Linked DNA regions of Homo sapiens: region 1 is linked to region 2. A link is a loop called in an ENCODE intact Hi-C map of the cell type or tissue named here. Cell type or tissue: MCF 10A. All regions are shown on one strand. Each heading gives the region's core, and the rest is flanking DNA. Links, peaks and the distances in the headings are about the cores only.

Region 1 (11,982 bases), core at 4,293-8,292, 120 kb after region 2:
AACTCTCACTGCAATATAATGGATTGTCTGACACATATTTGAAATGAGTTGCAGCAGACTATAATACTCCATCTTTTTTCACTCAGCCTGTTTCCACATCATGGCCACATATGGATGGCTGCTTGACCCTTAGTGAAAGATATATCAAGTGTTCCACCCTAATTTTAAATGAGAAAAATAGAGCAAAATAGCCAATTTTATCCTCAATCCCAGGGAACAGGTGAGAAACTCTTTTTCTCATTAAGAAAAATATCCCCACATGTGAGAAGAGATTATAGATTGTATTTCCACTCTCCTCCTGCCACTGCCACCCTACTAATACCCTTTACCGTATACCGTATGAAAATGAAAGCTCATAAAAGTCACCCCTTCCCTGTTTACACTCATTCAGTCAAAATTTATTGGTTCCCTGCTTTAGAATTGGCACTGGTTTCGTTGATGGTAGGAGATCAAAAGTATTTGTTGTACTCTAAGAGAGTTTACAGTCCAGAAGAGGAAGCGGAATTCTGTATTTGTGTATTTAAATGAGCTTAGACTTACAATAGCTCTTTAAAAATTATAACCATCTTCATAAAACACCTAACATATTCAAATCTAATAAATGAGATGAATAAAACATGCTTATGAGAGTTCTGACTGTAGGAGTAAATATTGGGTAATCAGGAGAATGAGAGGAAGGAAAAGTCCTATGGGGCATCTCCTGTGTGTCAGACATAGACCTTTCTTATTTGTTACAAGTTTTTGAAATACATTATTGTTCTATTTTCCAAATATATAAATTGAGGCTTAGAAATAATAGACAGATTGTCCAAGATTATATAGTTATGAATTAGAAACCAAGGCTTTGAAGCCAGTACCGTTTGAACCTAAAGACCAAGACTTTTTCTAGATTTGAGATTATGAAATAGTTGGAACCTGAGCTAGATTTTCATTAATGGGTACAGAGATGGGGAAAAGAACAGAAAAAACTGACAGAAAAAAGAAACCAGAAAAAAAGGCAGGAAAGTGTGTAGTGCTAAAATTAACATGATTAGAATAAATGACTCAAATATGGCAATAGTTGGCAAGGTTAGAAAATTGCATTGGGTCTTTGAATTCTAGATCAGCAGCGCTGAATTCTATCCTTCTGGGACTGAAGAATCAGTAAGAGCTTCTGACAGAGAAATGGCAAAATGAACATGAAACACTAGGGAGGTTTTCCTGGTTGTAGTACATAGTGTATGGGGGAATACCAGAGGCAGGGTAGAATACCAGACTAGAGTGACTTTCTAGGAAGCTAAAATATCCAGACCAAGGGTCTTATTTTGTGTGCTCATTTGTCCATATGTGAATGGAGATTTTATAAAAAGCACTTATTTAAAAGTTTTTTAAATTAGGTGAAGCAAACTTCTTCCTCCACCAGATAATAAATTTTTATATAGTGAATCTTAATAAATAGGACCTCCCCCACCTGGTTTCTGAACCTGAAAACCTTGGCATCATTCTGGACTCCATTTCTCTCATATCCTACATCCAATTTATCAGAGAATCCTGATAACTCTACCTTTCAAGTTCAAATCCAATCATTCTCTCCTATGCATGTAGCCATAGTTAGGAGAGAACCATCATGATTCTCATGTTTAGGAGAGAATTGGTTACCATCATCTCTCCCTCCTCCTACCTTTTTCCCAGTACCATCTACCCCTTACTCAGTGGCTAGAGCAATTCTTTGAAACTACAATTCCAATGAATAATTTACATAATGGAAAACTTCAGTGGCTTCCCATCACATGTAAAGCAAAATCTCAAATCTTCATCCTAGTCCCCAAAGCCCTTCAGAAACTGGCTTCTGTCTGTGCATCTGATGCATTTCCCACTCTTGATCCCCTGGTGGCTCTGTCCCAACCATGCTGACCTTGTTCTGCCCTTGTTCTTCCACAAATACACTAAACATACTCCGAACTCAAAACCTTTTCACTTTGGGTTCTGCCTAAAATACATCTCCCAGAAATTCACATTTCTCCTTCCCTTATTTTGTTTGGGTTTCTGTGGGGAAAATGCCACCTATTCATAGAGCACTTCCCACAGCATCATCTCTGTAATAATACTTCTCTGACCCCATTCCTTATCTCTTTACCTTGCTTCATTTTCTTTGTAGAACCTATCTCTATTAAATTTAATAATTACTATTTTGTCTTTTTGTTCCCTGCTGTATCTCTGATGCTAAATCAATGACTGAAATAGGTGTTCAGTGTTTATTTATTCAAAGATAATTTGATGTATATGAATATATATTAATAGACATTATAACAGCAATCAAATGGCATGTATATATAGTGAACATTTTTCAAGCCATATTTGGTTTATTTTTAAACATGGCCTCCTTTCAATTACCCATTGTCTGGATCTTCCAAGGGTAATAGCTTACAAAGTCTGAATAATGGTTTATTTTCTTGCTACAGAGTTGCAAGTAACCTTAGTTCTTTTTTTAATTCACTTTTTTTTAACTTTTAAGCTAAGGTATTTTTAATTTAGGTAAAATTTACATAACAATAAAATTAATCATTTTGTGGTACATAGACACCATGGAATACTACACAACCATATAAAAGAACAAAATCACAGCCTTTGCAGCAACATGGATGCAGCTGGAGGCCATTATTGTCAGCAAATTAATACCTGAACAGAAAACCAAATACTACATGTTCTCACAAGTGGGAGCTAAACATTGGGTACTCATGGACATAAAGATGGCAAAAATAGACACTAGGAACTACTAGAGTGGGGAAGGAGGGAACGGGAAAGGGCTGAAAAATTACCCATTGGGTACTATGCTCAGTATCTGGGGATGGGATCAATCTTACCCCAAACCTCAGGATCATGCAATATATCCATCTAACAAGTCTGCACATGTACCCCCAAAAATTAAAAGCTGAAATTATTTTTTATTACCATTTTAAAGTGTAATTAGTTTTATTTACTATATTCTGTTGTGTGTCATTTAGTACATTCACAATTTTGTGCAAATACCACCTTTATCTACTATATTCTGTTGTGTGTCATTTAGTACATTCACAATTTTGTGCAAATACCACCTTTATCTAGTTTAATACTTTTTCATAAATAATATTTTCTAAACTATTCAATTTGGAATGATAGGAAACAAATTTGTTATATTACAAATGGTAAATAAAGAGAAAGAATCAAATGTTTATCTCATCATCCCTCTGTAAGCTGTTATACTGAGTAATCAAATAGTGGATGAGGGGAAGTGGCTCCCTTTAAAAGTATTCTGAGTGATAAATCTTTTTAAAAAGAGTATCAGTTTGGTATTTCATTGTTTGAAATCCTTGACGAATTAATGGATATAGCCATTGAACATGAACATGTACAAACATCAAAAAAGAAAGACAGCCAGGCGTTATGTGTCTGGCAATACAAGAACATAATGCCATCTGTGGCTTTGCCAAAGAGAAAGAATAGACACTGTCTAAGCCTCTGCATTTTGCTGCCAGTTTCCCAGAAACTGCACCATGAGTATGTACTCAATGAAGTCCAGACTGTGGGAAACTCTATAGGTCAAATTCCCTAGTTCTTCAACAATTGTAAGGAGCACAGCTTGAAGGAAAAACTTGAAGATTAATAGACTTAAAGCATATAGCAGTTGTTATTAATGAGCAAGTTTAAACACAGTGTCCTTGGATGAACATTTGGTTGATAAAATTGTAAAGAAAAGCAAGGAAATGATAGCTATAGAAGTCACAGTCATAGTTATTTTGGAGAAGACAGAAGTGTCTGTGACTGTGACAGGGCACACGTAGGTGCCTAAAGTTTTATTTATTGACCTGAGCAATAGTTTCAAGAGTGTAATTTAAAAATTGAGTTTCTCAGATAAATACACAAATGGAACAGAATAGGGACCCCAGAAATAATGCCACACACCTACAACCCTCTGATTTTCAACAAAGTGGACAAAAACAAGAAATGGGGAAAGGACTCCTTATTCAATAAATGGTTCTGGGATAACTGGATAGCCATAAGAAGAAGATTGAAATGGGATACCTTCCTTAAACCACATACAAAATTCAACTCAAGATGAATTAAAGACTTAAACGTAAAACCTAAAACTATACAAACTTTGGAATATAACCTAGGAAATACCATTCTAGACATAGGACCTGGCAATGATTTCATGATGACTATAACAAAAACAATTGCAACAAAAACAAAAATTGACAAATAGGACCTAATTCAACTAAAGAGCTTCTACACAGCAAAAGAAACTAACAACAAAGTGAACAGACAACATATAGAATGGAATAAAATATTTGCAAAGTATATATCTGACCAAAGTCTAATATCCAGAATCTATAAGGAACATAAATTTACAAGCAAAAAACAAACAACCCCATTAATAAGTGGGCAAAAAACATGAACAGACACTTTTCAAAAGAAGACGTATACACAGCCAACAAGCATATGAAAAAGTGCTTAACACCACTAATCATTAGAAAAATGCAAATCAAAACCACAATGAAATACTATCTCATACCAGTCAGAATGGCTATTATAAAAAGTTAAAAAATAACAGATGCTGGTGAGGTTGTGGAGACAAGGGAGCACTTATACACTGCTGGTGGGAATGTAAATCAGTCCAGCCATTGTGGAAAGCAGTTTGGCAATTTCTCAAAGACCTTAAAAACATTATCATTTGACCCAGCAATGCCACTATTGAGTGTATACCCAAAGGAATATAAATTGTTCTACTATAAAGAACATGTATGCACGCATATGTTCATCACAACACTATTCTCAATAGCAAAGACATAGAATCAACCTAAATGTCCATCAGTGATATAATGAATAAAGAAAATATGGTACATATACACCATGGAATACTATACAGCTATATGAAACAACAAGATTATGTCCTTTGTAGCACCATGGATGGAGCCAGATGCCATTATCCTAAGCAAACTAACACAGGAACAGAAAACCCAATACAGCATGTTTTCACTTACAAGTGAGAGCTAAACATTGAGTACACATGGGCACAAAGAAGGGAACACTAGACACCTGGGCCTTTGTGAGGGTGGAGGTTGGGAAGACGGTGAGGATCAAGAAAATCACCTACTGGCTACTATATATATTACCTGAGTGACAAAAATACTCTGTACATAAACCCCTGTGACATGCAATTTACCTATATAACAAACTTGCACATGTACCCCTGAACCTAAAAGTAAAAAAAAAAAAAATCAAGTTTCTCCCTAAGAGCAGAAACAAGACAAAAATGCTAGCTTTCACCATTGAGATTCAACATCGCACCAATATTTCCAGCCAGAGCGATTAGACAATAGAAATAAAGGCATCCAAGTGAGAAATAAAAAAGTAAATCTATCTCTATTCACAGATGGTATGATCTTACATATAATAAATCCCATAAAATCCACCCAAAAAAAGCTACTAAAGCTAATGAATGAATTTAGCAAGTTGCAGGGTGCAAGATCAAACACAAAAATTGGTTGTCTTTATAAACAGTAGCAATGAACAATCTGAAAAGGAAATCAACAGATCCATTTACAACAGCATCCAGAAGAATAAAATACTTAGGAATAAATTTAATCACAGGGGTAAAAGACTTTTATAGTACTTTATACTATAAAACATTGCTGACAGAAGTTAAAGAAAACCTAAAGAAATAGAATGGCATCCTGTATTCGTGGATTGGAAGGCATAAAATTGTTAAGATGTCAATACTCCCCAAAGCAGTCTACAATCCCTACCAATATTTCAGTATCATTTTCTTGTTTTAGAAATGGAAAAGCCAGTATCAAATTTATATGAAATTGTGATGGCCTCCAAGTGGGCAAAACAATATTTAAAAAGAAGACTGAAATTAAAAGACTCATACTTCCTGATTTTGAAATTTAACTACGAATCTACAGTAATCTAAGTAGTGTGATATTGGCATAAGGATAGACAAATAGATCAATGGAATAGAATTTTGAGAGTCCAGAAATAAACCCACACATCTATGGCCAATCAATTATCAACAAGCATGCCAATATCATTCAATAGAGAAAGAACAACCTCTTTAACAAATTGTTCTGAGGCAACTGAATACCCCCATGCAAAGAATTAAATTGGACCCACAACTCATATCATATGCAAAAATTAATTCAAAATGAACAAATTATCTAAATATAAGAGTTAAAGCCATAAAACTCTTAGAAGAAAACATAGAGGTAAATCTTCATGGCTTTGGATTGGGCAGTGGATTCTTAGATATAACATTAAAAGCATGAGCTTACTATATAATTCCATTTATGGTAAATATCTAAAATAGGTAAATCCACAGAGACAGAAAGCAAATTAGTGATTGCCAAGGTCTTGGAGAAGGGTAGAATGGAAAGAAACTGCTTACTAAAATAAGAGGTTTTGATCTGGAGTAATATAAACGTTTTGAAACTAGCTATGTAGAGGTGGTGGTTGCCAACAGTGCGAATTTACTAAATGCCACTGAATTGTTCACTTTAAAGTGATTCATTTTCTGTTATGTGAACTTCACCTCAATAAATCACTTTTTAAAATGCATTAACCCAGTAAAAAGATAACCTACAATTCCATATATACTTCTTTATAAACTGTAGGATAGACTGATGTACTCTTTTGTTGAGAGGAGAGGAAAAATGAGGAGATGTTAATTCTGAAATAGTGACTTTAGGCAGAGAAAGGTCAGATTCCTTGTCTCACTCATAGTCATTATGGTAATTATTTCAAAAAATGAAAAGTTTCCATTTCTCCCCACATATCAAATTCATTCTAATGCATTTCCTCTGGCTTAGTGACAACCTGTTTAAACATGTGTTTCTTGCATTTTACAGACATACTTGGCAAGTGCAAGACAAAATCGATGCAAACAATGTGGCTTACACAACTGGGAAGCTAAGCTTTCACACTGATTATCCAGCCCTCCATCATCCACCTGGGGTAAGTGAGCTTCAACATATTTTCCACAAAGCATGATGATGACCAGTATCTTTTCGTATTTTGAGTCTAGAAGATTACACATTTCACCAGGTAGTTTGTCTTTTATAAATTTTTTCTCCAAACACAATCCAAGCTCACAAAATCTCTGTACCTAAATCCTAAATATCTTCACATTCCTAAAGGAGAGGATAATTTCATTCATTTAAAACAACAACAACAACAACAAAAACATTTCTTTGTTCTTCCTAGAAATTACTATTAGCATTTTTTGCTTTGCCAAGACAGATTTTAAGGTAGGAGTAAATCTTAAGGTCTTTTTGCACATATATTTCTAAGAAAGTTAAGAGAGAAAATGAAATCAGTAAACAAAATGTAGGGTTTCCCTCAAAGTCACATGGGCATCATTCATATCCATTAACTACTGCTGCATTAAAACTCATTCTACTATAAAGACACATGCACATGTATGTTTACTGCAGCACTGTTCACAATAGCAAAGATTTGGAACCAATCCAAATGCCCATCAATGACAGACTGGATAAAGAAAACGTGGCAGATATACGCCATAGAATACTATGCAGCCATAAGAAAGGATGAGTTCATGTCTTTTGCAGGGACATGGATGAAGATGGAAACCATCATTCTCAGCAAACTAACACAGGAACAGAAAATCAAACACCGCATGTTCTCGCCTATAAGTGGGAGTTGAACAATGAGAACACATGGACACAGAGAGAGGAACATCACACACTGGGGCCTGTTGGGGGGGTTGGGAGGATAGGGGAGGGATAGCATTAGAAGAAATACCTGATGTAGATCACGGGTTGATAGATGCAGCAAACCACCATGGCACGTGTATATATATGTAACAAACCTGCACATTCTGCACATGTATCCCAGAACTTAAAGTATAACAAAAAAAAAAAATAATAACTCACTCCCTAACTTGATGGCTTAAGAAAACATCCATTTACTTAGCCCTTGTTTTTTCAATATGGGCTGTATTCAGCTAGGCAGCTCCTGTCTTCAGTCATATACCTGCAATTGGTTGCTAAGTTGGCTTGGGACAGATTGACTTTCACTGAGATGGCTGGTTTCTGCTCCACTCGGTCTATTCACCACCAGTAGGCTAGCCCAAGTTTAATGCATATGGCAACTAGAAGAATTTTCAGACAGCTACACAACTTCTCAAGGCCTGGGCTAGTCACCTCTGCAATGTTATATTGGTCTAAGGAAGTAATAAATCTAGCCCACATTCAGGAGGTGAGGAAATAGACCGCTTATGGAGGAAGCTGCAAAAATGCATTATAAACTGTGTGACTACAAGGAACATAATAACAGTGGCTATTTTTGGAAACCATCCAACATCCCATCTATCAGATTCCTTGTCAAGGAGGGAAATGCTCAGTGTGAAGCCACAAATCCCCAGGAGAATCTCTGGGTGGACATTCTTTCTCTACATTTTTACAAAAGTTTCATTTTACTAAATGAGCTACATTTTTACAAAATCATCATTTTATTACACCAAAAATAAGTGGTTAGGAAACTACCTTTTAAAAGATATGCCATCCCTATTTTTACAGCTAAATTAGACTATGTGAAATAACCACATAGAAACCTATATCTTCAAAGGCAAATGAAAATTTGGGCAATTCTTAAGTTAACAAAGGAGAATGGGCCAAAATCACAATTAGCCCAATTTTTTTTTCATTATCTTCACTGTACATGTTTTCTCTGTGCCCTTATTGTTACCCATTCTTCTTGCCAGTATTAGCTACGCTAGTCTAGTATTTAACTTTACATGTTATAAATTATTTTGTTGATTGTAAAATACCACATGATTTCTTTGAACTAAGTGGCAGTAAAATGACCCCTGTAGACACACTTTTGGGTAAGGGTTGGGGGCAGGAGACACCCAGTGTGATTTTATTCTAAATGTGGCTCAGATTTTTCTAAAACCCTAGAGTTAAGAGCCAAATTAATCAGCTCAGCTCTTCTTCCAAACATAGCTTGAGGGAGTTGGATGGAATAAGGCTTAAAGAATGAGACTAGAAAACTAAAAGTTTTATTTGAATTTTTAAATTATCTTCTGTCTTTTAAGAATTTAAGTTTTGTTTCTGGGTTAAAATTTGAAGCCTAAGGAAAAGTGACCAAATGACTTCATAAATGTTCCTGAAGTATAATAGAATGCTTGACTTTTTCATAGTCATAGCACATTATACTACTTCAAAGCAGTTTTGCTTTCATTATTTTATCTGACTCTTCTTGACATTCCTTTAAGGTAGACAAGATTGATCATGTCTTTTTATGTCAGATGAGAAAATGAAACACGAGATTCAATATTTTTATAGGGTGACATTTGATTAAGGAGGAACTTGGACTTGAACCCAGGCCTCCATCTAGTTTTCTGTCACACCACACTGATCCTGAGCTGGAATTTCTAACTATTATAATTTATGTAGTAAAATAGAATATTTATAGATTTTATCGTACTTTACAAACTTCTTAAAGACAAGAATTGACTCTTGGGAAGAAAAAAGTTCTTTGTATTTCAATACTTTGTATCTCAATATTTACACGCACATTGCATGTAATAGAGACATCATAGATACACTATAAAGAGGCAAAGAAGTGCAACAAACCTGTACCTGTCTCCAGCAAATGAAACATCCAAACTAAGTGACTTGATAGGAGATTTTAAAATAGCAGATGATTCCTAAAATGTCTAGATTCTACTAGAATAATAAAATGTAGGCAACCTGTTTGTACTGTTGTTCAAACTTCCATTTTGAATTATTCCAGGTGAGTTGTGCCAAGGTTTGAGATTTTCTATAACAAACAGAACAAACCAATATATTTTTCTGTATAGATGAAATAATCTGAAAAATGAGTTACCTGTTGAGAGTTCAGTTTGATCGATTTGGATTATGTGGGGCAGAGATAAGGCACCACATCTTTAATGAAACAGAGATGTTGCTTCACTCACTGTTTTTGCAGAAGTCACATGCTGCATAAAGTAACATTCAGAAGGAAAATATTTTTGGTTCTGAATGACTCATATGAAGTAAAATTGGGTTTTATACATGACAGGCATGTATTTGCGTTTTAACCTAGCAATAAAAGTATTGTCAGGCTCCATCATCTTTTTTCTATTTGAAGATTGTATTAAAAGTGTAACTGTACAAAAGAAAGTATCAAGGGGCCTTGACATATGTAAATAACATTAAAAAATGATCTTTTTAAAAATTAGCACTTGAAATATTCTGTCAGTTCATGATGGCAAAATCTAAAAGGATTTAAAGAACACTGTGATCCTCCAAAAACAAAGTTATGCTATTGTTTTGCTACTCTGACCAGTTCCTTCCTCAAAAAAAAAAAAAAACATAATCCTATGTAACACCACTGGCCTAATACTTTGCAGCTCAGTTCCGACTACATTACTTTCATATTCAAAAGCCTTCAGTGAATTCCCTCTATGCACAAATACAAAAGCCCTTCATCTGATATTTAAGACTCTCCATCATGAGGCCTCACCAATTGCCCTTCCAACCTGATTCACTCTTTCTATTTATGGCCCTCTGCTGTAGCCAGACTTTTTATTACCCAGTGAACTGTGCATTTTTGCACATCATTATTTCTGTCACCTGATTTGCTTTCTCGTTCTATTCTGCATAACCCAAATCTCATCCATTCCCCTTTGCCTAACTTACCCGCCTCTTCCCCTTGAAATCCTTCCCTGCCTACTCCAACATCAAGTGCTCCATCTATGCAGCTCTTACAAGCTGTTCTTTTTGTTTGCTAATGAGCATTATCATGCCTGCATCTATGTCTTCAACTGTAACATGTTTGAACTATACAGTATTGATTATAAGCAACTTTTTTCTTCCCAACTCTTTTCTGATGACATAAGAAAGACAAAAAAAAAAGTTTATTGGCTTTGGTTCATTCATAGCTTTTTGAATCTTTAACACAGTATCAAAAAATGGTGCATGTATATTATTTTATTTTATTATTTATTTTATTGAAGATTAATTCTAATAATTAAAATGTAATTTAATATTTATTTAATAATGCATATTTTCTTTTTATAGGTTCAGCTTCTTCACTGCATAAAGCAAACAGTCACAGGGGGTGATTCAGAAATTGTAGATGGGTTTAATGTGTGCCAAAAACTAAAGAAAAATAATCCTCAGGCATTCCAGATTTTGTCCTCTACCTTTGTGGACTTTACAGACATTGGAGTGGATTACTGTGATTTTTCTGTACAATCAAAACATAAAATTATAGAGTAAGTACTATTTATAAATTTCCCATAGCAATAAAAGAATTGACAACAAAAGATCCACTAATCTAAAGTTTAAACAGCACAAAACTTCAACGAACTTCAGAGCTTTATTTTTATTAACATTTCACCCAATTTTAGAGTGATAGTATTTTCACCATAAAAGTTTTTATTAAATTACATAAAATTTATCCCTAATCAGTATTAGAGGAAAAGTAACTAAGATTTCACGTATACTTCATTTTTAGAATATAAGTTCTACATAGCTATAATCAATGTGATTATACTAGTTAGAAGGCTTTTGGCCAGAAGTGAAAGAATATAACTCAAAATAGGTTGATCCCAAGAGTTAAACAATGTCATGTGATATTGGTCTCTTTTTTCTTCTTAGCTTTGCCATCTTCTATGTTAGCTTTATTTTTCAAAGATGATCAGCAGAAGCTCCAAGATTTCATTTTCCTTACAGCTAGTAATCACACCACAAACAATGCTTTTACTTCCCAATAAAGCTAGATGACTCAATCCCTAATTTCTGTCCAAGTCTATCCCTGAATCAATCATCATGGCCAGTGGGTTAGAGAATTCTGATTGTCCATGCCTGGATCACATGTTCAACTCTGGAGCAGGGTCAGCCTCATCTGAATCACACGGACTGAGAATGAAACAGGGAGGCTCCCCAAAGAGATACTAAGCCAACAAAGATCATATATTACCTACACAGAACATTT
Region 2 (10,492 bases), core at 6,399-10,398:
CTCTCTGGCTGCCCTGAACAGTTTTTCCTTCATTTCAACCTTGGAGAATCTGATGATTATGTATCTTGTGATTGATCTCGTGGAGTATCTTAATGATGTTCTCTGTATTTCCTGAATTTGTGTGTTGGCCTGCCTTGCTAGGTTGAGGAAGTTCCGGATAATATCCTGAAGTGTGTTTTCTAGCTTGTTTCCATTCTCCCTGTCTCCTTCTTGTACTCCAATCAATCATAGATTCAGTCTTTTTATGAAGTTTCATATTTCTTGGAGGTTTTGTTCATTCCTTTTCATTCTTTTTTCTCTATTCTTGTCTGCATGTCTTATGTCAGTAACGTTGTCTTCAAACTCTGATTTTTTTTCCACTTGGTCGATTCAGCTGTTGATACTTGTGTATGCTTCACGAAGTTCTCATGCTGTGTTTTTCAGCTCCATCAGGTTGTTTTTTGCTGGCTGCTGCCCCTCCCCTAAACAGCTCAAATGGCTTAGACAGCAGGCAGCCAAAGCTGGTGCTGGTCGCCCCTCCCTCTGGGAGTTCAGTAGGCTTAAGCAGATTCCAGCTGAGAGGCTGTAAGAATCTGCATGTTCCAGGGTTGGAACACTAGGCTTCAGTGGCGTGAGTTCGTGAGTGGAATCTTCCAATCTGTGGGTTGCACAGTTCCATGGAAAAAGCAGTTTCTTTGGCTGTGTAGTGGGCTCACTTACCTCCTTCCTTGGCTGGGGGAAAAGGGCATCCCTGCCCTGTGTGGCTCTCAGGTGGGCTGCTGTACCACACTGGTCTTCCTTCTTTCAGTGGGTCATGCCAGCCTTCTAGTCAATTTTGTTCAGAGAACCTTGATCCCTTTGTTGCTGGTGAAGGAGTCACATGATTGTTACAGTTTTTTCAATGGGAGACTCCGAGCACCATTGCTTCTAGTGGGCCATCTTATTATTGCAGATTAACCATTTCTTATCAAAACTTGTTGCAAATCTTGTCCCAGTTTTTTTCATTGTGACTGTAATGATTTTTACATACATTTTTAATGAAATAATATATATTATACTTGTCTTCTATAGCTCTTTACATTGTTTTGTTTGCTTTTCATTCTTTACACAGCTGCCATAGCATGCTAAACATATGATTAGCTGTGACCCAGACTCTCTACCAACACATCAAGATTCATTTGTCATAAACAGAAAGATTGCAGGAAAAGGTCATCAGTGAACGAATATGTCTCCTCTGTCTAAATAATCCTTAATTACACCATACGTAACCCCTATCGGATAGTGTTGACCATGTGAATGAATTGTGCCATGATTTGGAGTGGTTTTCCCCTGCCAAAACTCATGTTGAAATTTGATTCCCAATATGGCAGTGTTAAATGGTGGAGTCTACTGGAGGGTGTTTGTTTCATGGGTGAATAGATTAATGCCCTCTTGCAAGAGTTAAGTGAGTTCTCACTCTCTAGAGAATGAATTAGTTCCTGAGAGAGCAGTGACTCCAACCTCTCCTGCATGTCTCTTTGGACACACCTGCTTCCCTTTCCACTTTCTGCCATAAATTGAAGAAGTGTGCAACCCTCATCATATGGGCTGCCCAATCTTGGACTTTCCAGCTCCAGAATCATGAGCCAAATAAACTTTATTTTTATAAATTACCTAGTCTCAGGTATTCTGTTATAGCAACACAAAACTGACTAAGACAAATTATACCTCAAGTCTGTATCCTCTTAAGTCAGCAAACTAACACAGGAACAGAAAAACCAAACACAAACACCGCATGTTCTCACTCATAAGTGGGAGTTTAGCAATGAGAACACATGGACACAGGGAGGGGAGCATCACACACTGGGATCTGCCCAGGTATGGGGGGCTAGGGGAGGGACAGCATTAGGAGAAATACCTAACGTAGATGATGGGTTGATGGGTGCAGCAAACCACCATTGCACATGTATACCTATGTAACAAACCTGCATGTTCTGCACATTATCCCAGAACTTAACGTATAATTTAAAAATAAATAAATACATAAAATAAAATAAAAAACACCAAATTAAAAAAAATATTTGCTTAATATTTCTATCAACATATATTTACTGAGCACCTACTTGAAGTTGGTCAGATTGAAAAGCATCACAGTTGTAACAAAAATTATTCTCTTAATTGAGATTCTATGCCTAAAAAGTATATTTAAGTGATTTCTTACATAGCAAACATCTGGATGAGCTTACTCTTCCACCTCCATCTGTTTGACATTTGAAGTCATCAGGTTCATCAGCAATAAAGGTCAAATAAGGAGTAAGTAAAGGAAGTGAGAAGTAAAGTGTGCATATTTACTATGCATGACAAACGAAGCTGCAAAATAAGAAGTGGAGTAAGTTGGTTCCACCCTGGAACTAAAATCTGGAAATAAACTTTCTGAAGCATAATCAGACTTCTGCTCCCAAAGGCAATAATGCCAAGCCCATTTTGATTCATCTCCAAAATAGCCTCTGTTATCCTCTTCCAACAGCATTTCTTTAGAATTAAAATTGTATTTGGATTAGGATTAAAAAGCTAATCAAGGACTTGTTCACTGCAGGACAATTTTTAAATCTTCAAGATCTGGAAGAAAGGCAGCCAAGAACCATGAAACATAACAGTGGAAGATGTTCTTGTTTTCTGACAAAGCGAAGAAAGATGCTGTTACTAACCTTGCCATATCCTCCACTCCCTACCCCAGCTGATTTCTGAATGTCATTAGTTTGACCATTTTATGGCCTCCTTTACAAGTTTTGTTCAGACCGAAAACAGCATACTACACTGAGTAAGGAGACAGACTGACTCAGTCCCATTCTTCTTTAATAACCTCAGTCAGTGGCTCTTGGCCTAAAAGTCTCATGACGCTTTTTCTCTTCCCAAGTAGATATGAGCTTTTACTTTCCCAAATCATCCTTCTTTGCACATGCTGGTAGGTGCATATTGTACGACACTCACTGTATACAGTCATGCATTGCTTAATGATGCAGATACATTCAGATAAATGTGTTCTTGGGCAATGTAATCATCATGCACATGTCATAGAGTGTACTAACACAAACCTAAGATAGTATAGACTACTACACACCTAGGCTATACACTATAGCCTATTGCTCCTATGCTACAAACTTGTACAGCATCGTGGTACTGTACTGAATACTGTGGGCAATTATACTACAATGATATTTGTGTATCTAAACTTATCTAAGCATTTATAAATGAACAGTCAAAGTATACTATTATAATCATATGAGACCACCATCATATATGTGGTGTGGCATTGACCAAACATTGTTATGCAGCGTATGACTATACTTCCAACCATGGCATTCATTTGCAGACTCTTTGTATGCTACTCTTCTCCCTCCCAACAGATTGTATCGATGCATATACTTCTTGTTTCCTTTTGTGGTTGCTGAACAAAGTGCTTGCAGAATTGAAGTGAGACTGGCAGAGTCTCTTTCTTATACTCTATCTCTGCCTTTTGTCATTTCCCCAGTTCTTTTGAGCCTGAAAATTAAAATGATGAGAAATATAATTGGCTGAATATTTGTGTCCCCGTAAATTCACCTGTTAAAATGTAATCACCAATGTGATGATATTATGATGTGGAATGTTTGGGAGGTGATTAGGTCATGAGGGTGGAGCCCTCATGAATGGGATTACTGTCCTTATAAAAAGGATCTCAGAGAGCTCCTTTACCCCTTGTACCATGTGAGGACATAGTGAGAAGACCACCACCTGTGAGTTATGAAGTGGGCCCTCACAGACACCAAATCTGCTGGTACCTTGATTTTGGACTTCCCAACCTCCAGAACTGTGAGAAATAAATTTTTATTGTTCGTACGCCATCCAGCCTATGGAATTCTGTTATAGTAGCCCAAACAGGCTAAGACAAGGAAAAATAAAACACTGCTTACAGAGGGAAAATAAACAAGGTCTGAGTTTTCTCCAGACCTGCGTGGATCATAATCCAGGATATGCACTTTCAACAGAAGAAAAGTGAAAATATTTACTGGGCAAACCGCGCATTACCCTGCAGGGTGGTCTGATACTTCTCTACTTTACAGACCACAGTGCACTAGGACTACATGTACAGATTGCTGCATACTTTACTTAGAATGGGTCAAAAGTCTCCTTTCTGAGTGATACTCCCTTCTGAATGTTTTGAACATTGGAATTCATAGGGCTCTCTCCTTTCTTTCTTGCCAAGATTATTAGGATTGAGTGAGACCATCACTGGCTGACTGTTGGCCAGACAAAACATGTATTCAAACAGACAAATTATCTGACCATTATTAAATAACAGAATTCCTTAAATTCTACAGTTTAGCTATCACAACAACTAACAAATGTTTGGCCCTTGCTATATGCTTGGCTCTGTGCTAATCACAGGGAATATAAAAGCAAATAAAATATACCCTTATCCATACCCTTGAGGAACTCTCAGTCTAGTGGGAGAGATAGACAAGTTAACAAATATTCCAGTACAATGCAATACATACTATAAAAGAACAAAGAAAAAGTGCCATTGAAACACTAACTACAAAATCATCTTGTTGAAATATTAAATAGGAAGTGATCAACTTAACCTGGAATGCCAACATGTATTCACTGAGTACCTCCTGTGATCCAGTTACAAGGGAATGATGAAAAGAACTAACTAATGTTCAGAAATCAAGGAGGGGCTTTTAGAGGAAATGAAATTACAACCAAGATATGAGAGGTGAGCTGGAATTAGCTAGGAAAGAAATTACAAAAGGGGGATCCTAGCAGAGAGATAGCATGAGTGAAGATCTTCAGATGAGATGTAAGTATTTACAGAAGCCTGTATAGCTTGAATATAGGAAACTAAGTTGGGAGTCCCAGGAGATGGAAATTTAGAGGCTGGGACCAGACAACTCAAGTTCTGGTAGGCCAGCTAAAGAGATTATATTTTTGTCTAAGTGCACTGGGAGGCCATTAAAGTGTGTAAATTGGTAGTCAAATTTCTCCCAAATATCTCTGAGTCCTTCTCGCATGTTTAAATGAGCATGGTACAGTACTGTACTGATAAACACTATTTGATCCTCTGGTGCAAGACCCTACCACTTTGTAGCACTCTCCTCTTCTGAATGAACTCCTGCACTCATTTTCAGTGATTACATCTCCTTATTGAGGATTTAACTGTCTCCTGTCTCCCCTCTCTGACTGTCCCCACATACCTTACATCTAGTACCTGTGTCCCCAGAATCCCCTTTAGCCAAGCTGATCTGTAGTCTTCCAACTTCTTAGGATGTTTTCTCTCCTCTAGCTTCCTGTAGCACCAATCCCTTCAACCTCCTTCCCTTCCTTCAGATTCTTACTTCCACTTCTCTGACTCTCCCTAGCTCCTCTCTTCTATGATTTGGTGTGTACTGTGTTCGTGGGTGAAGTGAGCAGAAAGGTTCAGATTCATTGAATCTGATAATGATAATAAATTGTTTGTAGTCTTTTTCTTTGCTTGTGTTTTCTATCTTGACTGAAAATATGAAATATTTGCATTACTGTAGAATGTATGTCACAATTTACATACTCCCTGCTTGGCAGTTTTAGAGCATTTCTAATAGGTATTTTTCCTGCAGAAAAGTGTGGTAGAGACACCTACTGAGCATTTACATCTGGTTTTTCTCTCCTTCTGGGCACATAAAAGGGTAAGACTCCCTTTCTCTTTGCACTGAGGCAGGGCCATGTCACTAGCCAAAGGGCTGTAATGCCAAAGTGACATGTGTCACTTCTGAGCCAGTGCATTCAAGTACAGCACAAGACTCTCCAGAGCCCTGGTCCCCTGCTGCACCAACCGAGGAGGTCCCACGTTGCAGAAGGTGCATCAGAGTTGCTATATAGAGGAAAGTTGCTGAGTTACCTTGACCTGCAGTGAACTTGAATTTGATGTTAGCATTTTTGTGACATCTGTTATCATAGCATATCAAAGCATATTCTGATATTCTCACTAATACAGAAAGGTTGTGAGAATTGATCAGACTCCCTTCCCACATTATACTTATTTCCTTGCAAGCATTCTCATTGTCTTCATAGGTGTGTTTTATTCTCTATATTTGATAGGAAGTTTGTTTGTGATTATTCTTTTTAATTAATTCTCCCTCTGCCTCTAACCAATGTTCTTGTAGTAAATAATCATATTCACTTCATTGAGTTAACATAACAGAAAGCACAGACTAAATAATCAAAATTTGTTTCACTCTCACCTTTCTTTTCTTCTTTCCTTTTATCCTTCCTTCCTCGCTACCTTTTCTTCCCTTCTTGCTTTTCTTTCTTTCTTTTATCCATTTCTCCCCCTCTGTCCTTTTCACCTTCTGCAAACAATGTCTGCTCAGTAAATGCTACTGATTACCTATTAATTGATTTTTTTTAATCCCTAAAGCGCTAAGTTCTATGTCCTTCCCCTTATCTCCCCCTCTATTCTTGCTTTCCCCTCTCCTTCCACCTTGAGACCCCTACTCTGGTTTAGAATAACACGTTTTTGTTGTGTTTTTTTGTTTTGTTTTGTTTTCTCCTTTGACACGGTTCAGGGACTCAACCTGACAGTTTGAGGGAATCTTGAGAATGAGGGTTTCCATCTCCCCTTTGGGTTTCTAGGCTGCATAGTGGAACCTAATCTCCCCAAAACCTCCTTATACTCCTTTCTATAAAAGTTATTCTATCAAAATAATCAGAAATAGTAAGAAGATCACAAAAACCTTTGACAAGGAGAAGTCACAGAATTTAAAGATCTGTCACATAGATCTTTAGGCTCATAATTCCAATGTAAATTTCTACTTTCTTCTCTAAAGTGATAAATGATCTAAAGAAAATTTTAAAATGCACTGAAAATGATAAAGCATAAGTAATTCTTGAGCTAGCAAATTTTGCTGGCACTGTGTATATAAGCGGCTGGAATTGGGCAATGATGCTCATCTATTTACTTATACGACTCTGGCCATTACTCCTGAGGTACTCCTTTATGCTTACATGCACCCAGTTTCTGTCCTTTAATTTGGTTCCTGGTCTTCAGCCGTAGATGCAACTCAACTACTGCCCTTATCTACAGATGGTGCTTCTTGATTTTACTCTTCAAAGTCCTCTGTCTGGCATCTCTGTGTTTAGACATTTCCTCTGGCTTTATTCATTCTAGGTCAACCCTCAGAAACCCACCTCAGTTCTAACCTTAGCAGCCCAAGATGGACTTGGGCACATATGAACAACAGAACTAAAAACATTTTAAAAGTGAACATGAAGCATTTAACCAGAAGGCCATGTTGTGCTACTTTCCAAGTCAGTTGTTAAACATGGACATTATTAAAAATAAACTGGCCGGGTGCAGTGGCTCATGCCTGTTATCCTAACACTTTGTGGACCAAGGCAGGCAGATTCCCTAAGCCCAGGAGTTCCAGACCAACCTGGGCAACATTGTGAAACCCTGTGTCTACAAAAGAAAATACAAAAACTAGCCAGGCATGGTGGTGCACACCTGTACTCCCAACTACACAGGAGGCTGAGGCACGAGGATCACTTGAGCCTGGGAGGTTGAGGCTGCAGTGAGCTGTGATCTTGCTACTGCACTCCAGCCTAGGCAACACAGCAAGGCCATGTCTCAAAATAAATACATAAAAAATAAATTAAATAAATAAATAAATAAACTAAACTTTTAACTAAGCTATGTTAAAATAAAGGGAATATATACGCAAAACTAATCACTTCTTAATTATTTTACTAGATTTTTACTATTTTCTATTCTCTTGGGGTTATTTGCATCTAATGTATCTGTATGATGATTATATAATGGTATACCACTGTGCATGTCTTCCCAACTTTGAGTTCAATGACATTAGCCATTGTGAGAGTATTTAGACTAAGGAAATCAACAAATACTACAAATCAGGGTGTTTTCCTCCATATACCCAACTGATCAACACTTATCAGCAAGGGTGGCAGTTTCTCTTCGATGTGGTTAATGAAGACAAAACCATAAGGTAGGGGAATTATTCATGGTTACTTCCCCAGAATGTACTCCCATACTGTTCCTTTCCTTAACAGAACACTAAATAACCCAGCCATATAGTTTGCTTGATACCTTGCCTTCAGCTACAGAATGGGGCCCTTATTGTCTTAAGCAAAGTGGTTTAATCCCAAATCTCACTACAGTAAGCCTGGTTTGAAGACATATTCATGATCCAAATCAGGCCACCCATGACCACTGAGGCTGATTTGAGGGAGCTGCATTTGAGCTACCAGGAAATTCAATCTGTCATTCCTGTTACATATGAATAAAGAAGCACAAAGCTCTGGAAGACACTGGTAATCATCTTAGAACACAAACGAAAGAGACTGCCCATGCATGAATATAAGCTGAGGACATAAACCAAGAAATAGTGAGAGAAAAACTAGGTTGGACTAGGCCTTCTCTGAATATCTAATCTTAGGCTTCCTGTAAGTTAATGCCCTTAGTTAGACTGAAGTGGACTTTTAGTTATTTGTACAAAAATGATTCCTTTCTAATACACAATATGGAGTGTGTATCTTTAGATGAGGTCTTTGCAGGAAGAAAGTAAACACTCTTCACACTCTTCACCCTTCGTATGATAACTTTATATGGGTATATGCCCGACTCTTCAACCAGGGAGCAAGCTCTTTGTAGGCTGAAACTTCTTATTGCACATCTTTGTGTCTGTAGTTACCTTAATACTGCACCCTGCAAGTGGGGAGCAAGTAGTAAGTGCTTAATATAGGTTTGCTTAATTGAATTGGTTAGTAAGTCAGAGAGAGATTGTGCAAGAAATGGAATGAATCAGAGTAAATTCCTCTTCGCTTCTTTGGCCAAGCAGCCAATATGAATCCATCTGTTGTCATTTCTGAATGTCCCAGAGAAAAAGGAATGAAGCAATGTAGCTCTTGAGTCCAACAGTCCAGTCTTTCAACTGAAGGAAGTTGTAGTTTTCTTCTGGGATAGAGTGAAAATAGGCCTTGGTCTTCCACTTGGCATAAACAGTAAGAAAACTCCTTTGGTCTATGTTTCCATGATGCTAAGTATCTGGATAAGAATGAAAATGTGCAGTCAACATGCTTCAGAAACTCCATGCATGTGATACCACATCAGCAAAATATCAAGTTACTTAACCAGACTTCTCATTTTCTCTGCAGGAGTCTGGGTTGTTTATATCCATGAAAGTGATGACAATGAGTATAACTGTCCCAGAACAGTGTGGCACTGTGAGTCTGAATGAAGCCAGTCCCTTATTACTTGGGGAGGGAGATAGGTATGGAACACTGGCAAGTCAACATGAATGTTTCAGTTACATTTCAAGGAAGAAGGAGAAAATACCCATAGAAACAGGAGTGCTGCCTGCTTCTGCTTTCCCATGCTTCCTCTGTTTCTTTTCTTCCACAGCCCTATTGATGTCCAACTTACATCTTATTTATTTACATATTTTTCTTTTTTTGAGAAAAGGTCTTACTCTGTCACCCAGGCTGGACTGCAGTGGTGCGATCTAGGCTCACAGCAACCTCCCTCTCCTGGATTCAAGCAATACTCCTGTCTTAGCCCCCTGAGTAACTGGGATTACAGGCATGCACCACCATGTCCAGCTATTTTTTTTTTTTTTTTTTGTATTTTCAGTAGAGATGGAGTTTCACCATGTTGGTCAGGCTGGTCTCGAACTTCTGACCTCAAGTGATCCACCCACCTCTGCCTCCCAAAGTGCTGGAATTACAGACGTGAGCCACCACGCCTGACCTATTTTCAAAAATTTAAGTTTTCTATTTCCCAAAATATAAGTGCCAGGAAGGCAAGGATTTGTCTTTATTTTTGTTCACAGCTGTATTCCCACTACCTCAAATAGATTTTGGCATGCAGTAAATGCTCAAGAAATATTCATTAAACAAATGAATGGCCTTTAGGATGGCCATTTGCCAATAAGTTCATAAATTAGAAATTAAAATGGCCAGGTTAAAAAAAAAAAAAAAAACATTGTTTTTCTCCCCCCAAGTTAAATTAAAAGACCTTGTGACAATTAGTTCTGGCTCAACTAAAGTCTAACTGTGTGACTATAATCAATTTGCTTAACATTCTGCTCCTTCATTTCTCCATCTGGAAAATGGGCATAATAGTACCAGAAACATTCTTCAAAAGCTTTCAAGACTCTCAAAAGAGGCAACAACTATAAAAGCATTAGGTTCAAGATTCAATGCAGATGCTTAGCATTGTTTCATAAAATTAAATAAGGATCTCATTGTCCTTTAACTCACTAAGCTGGCAAAATTTCATTTTTCTGCTTCTGTTCTTATACATACTAAAGACTATACATTAAGCAACTTTCTGTATTTTCATTTCATCCAAAGTATTGTTGATATAAATTTTAATTAACCAATCATTTTCAAACAAAACTGTAATTTCTGACACTTTAAATTTGCCTTCAAAGTCACAAAGTTTTAAAGATAAAAATAGATATACTCAGAAAATCCAACCTGATATTTATTGAGACAC

What was found. A loop is a pair of places that touch in the nucleus more often than their neighbours do. Peaks named below come from ENCODE experiments on the same cell type or tissue, not always from the same donor. Only the 100,000 strongest peaks of a DNase experiment are listed, where the experiment ranks them.
Region 1: a loop joins it to region 2, with 2.3 times the contacts of the local background. A loop is called at or near these places in 4 of 110 quality-filtered maps.

Annotation. Positions count from the first base shown.
Region 1 is chr11:27,108,586-27,120,567 of GRCh38, forward strand. It overlaps BBOX1 (gamma-butyrobetaine hydroxylase 1), which reads left to right. Exons shown (of 9, transcript NM_003986.3): 6 at 6,867-6,972; 7 at 11,064-11,260. All of the region lies in intron 3 of BBOX1-AS1 (BBOX1 antisense RNA 1), which reads right to left. Among named protein-coding and RNA genes, the nearest start is that of BBOX1, 74 kb to the left of the region's middle. In MCF 10A, for the core only: no CTCF peak of the experiment used is centred there; no DNase peak of the experiment used is centred there.
Region 2 is chr11:26,983,323-26,993,814 of GRCh38, forward strand. LOC124902650 (a long non-coding RNA gene) reads right to left here. Exons shown (of 2, transcript XR_007062630.1): 2 at 8,577-9,040. Among named protein-coding and RNA genes, the nearest start is that of FIBIN, 5.5 kb to the right of the region's middle. In MCF 10A, for the core only: no CTCF peak of the experiment used is centred there; a DNase peak (open chromatin) is centred at 8,829.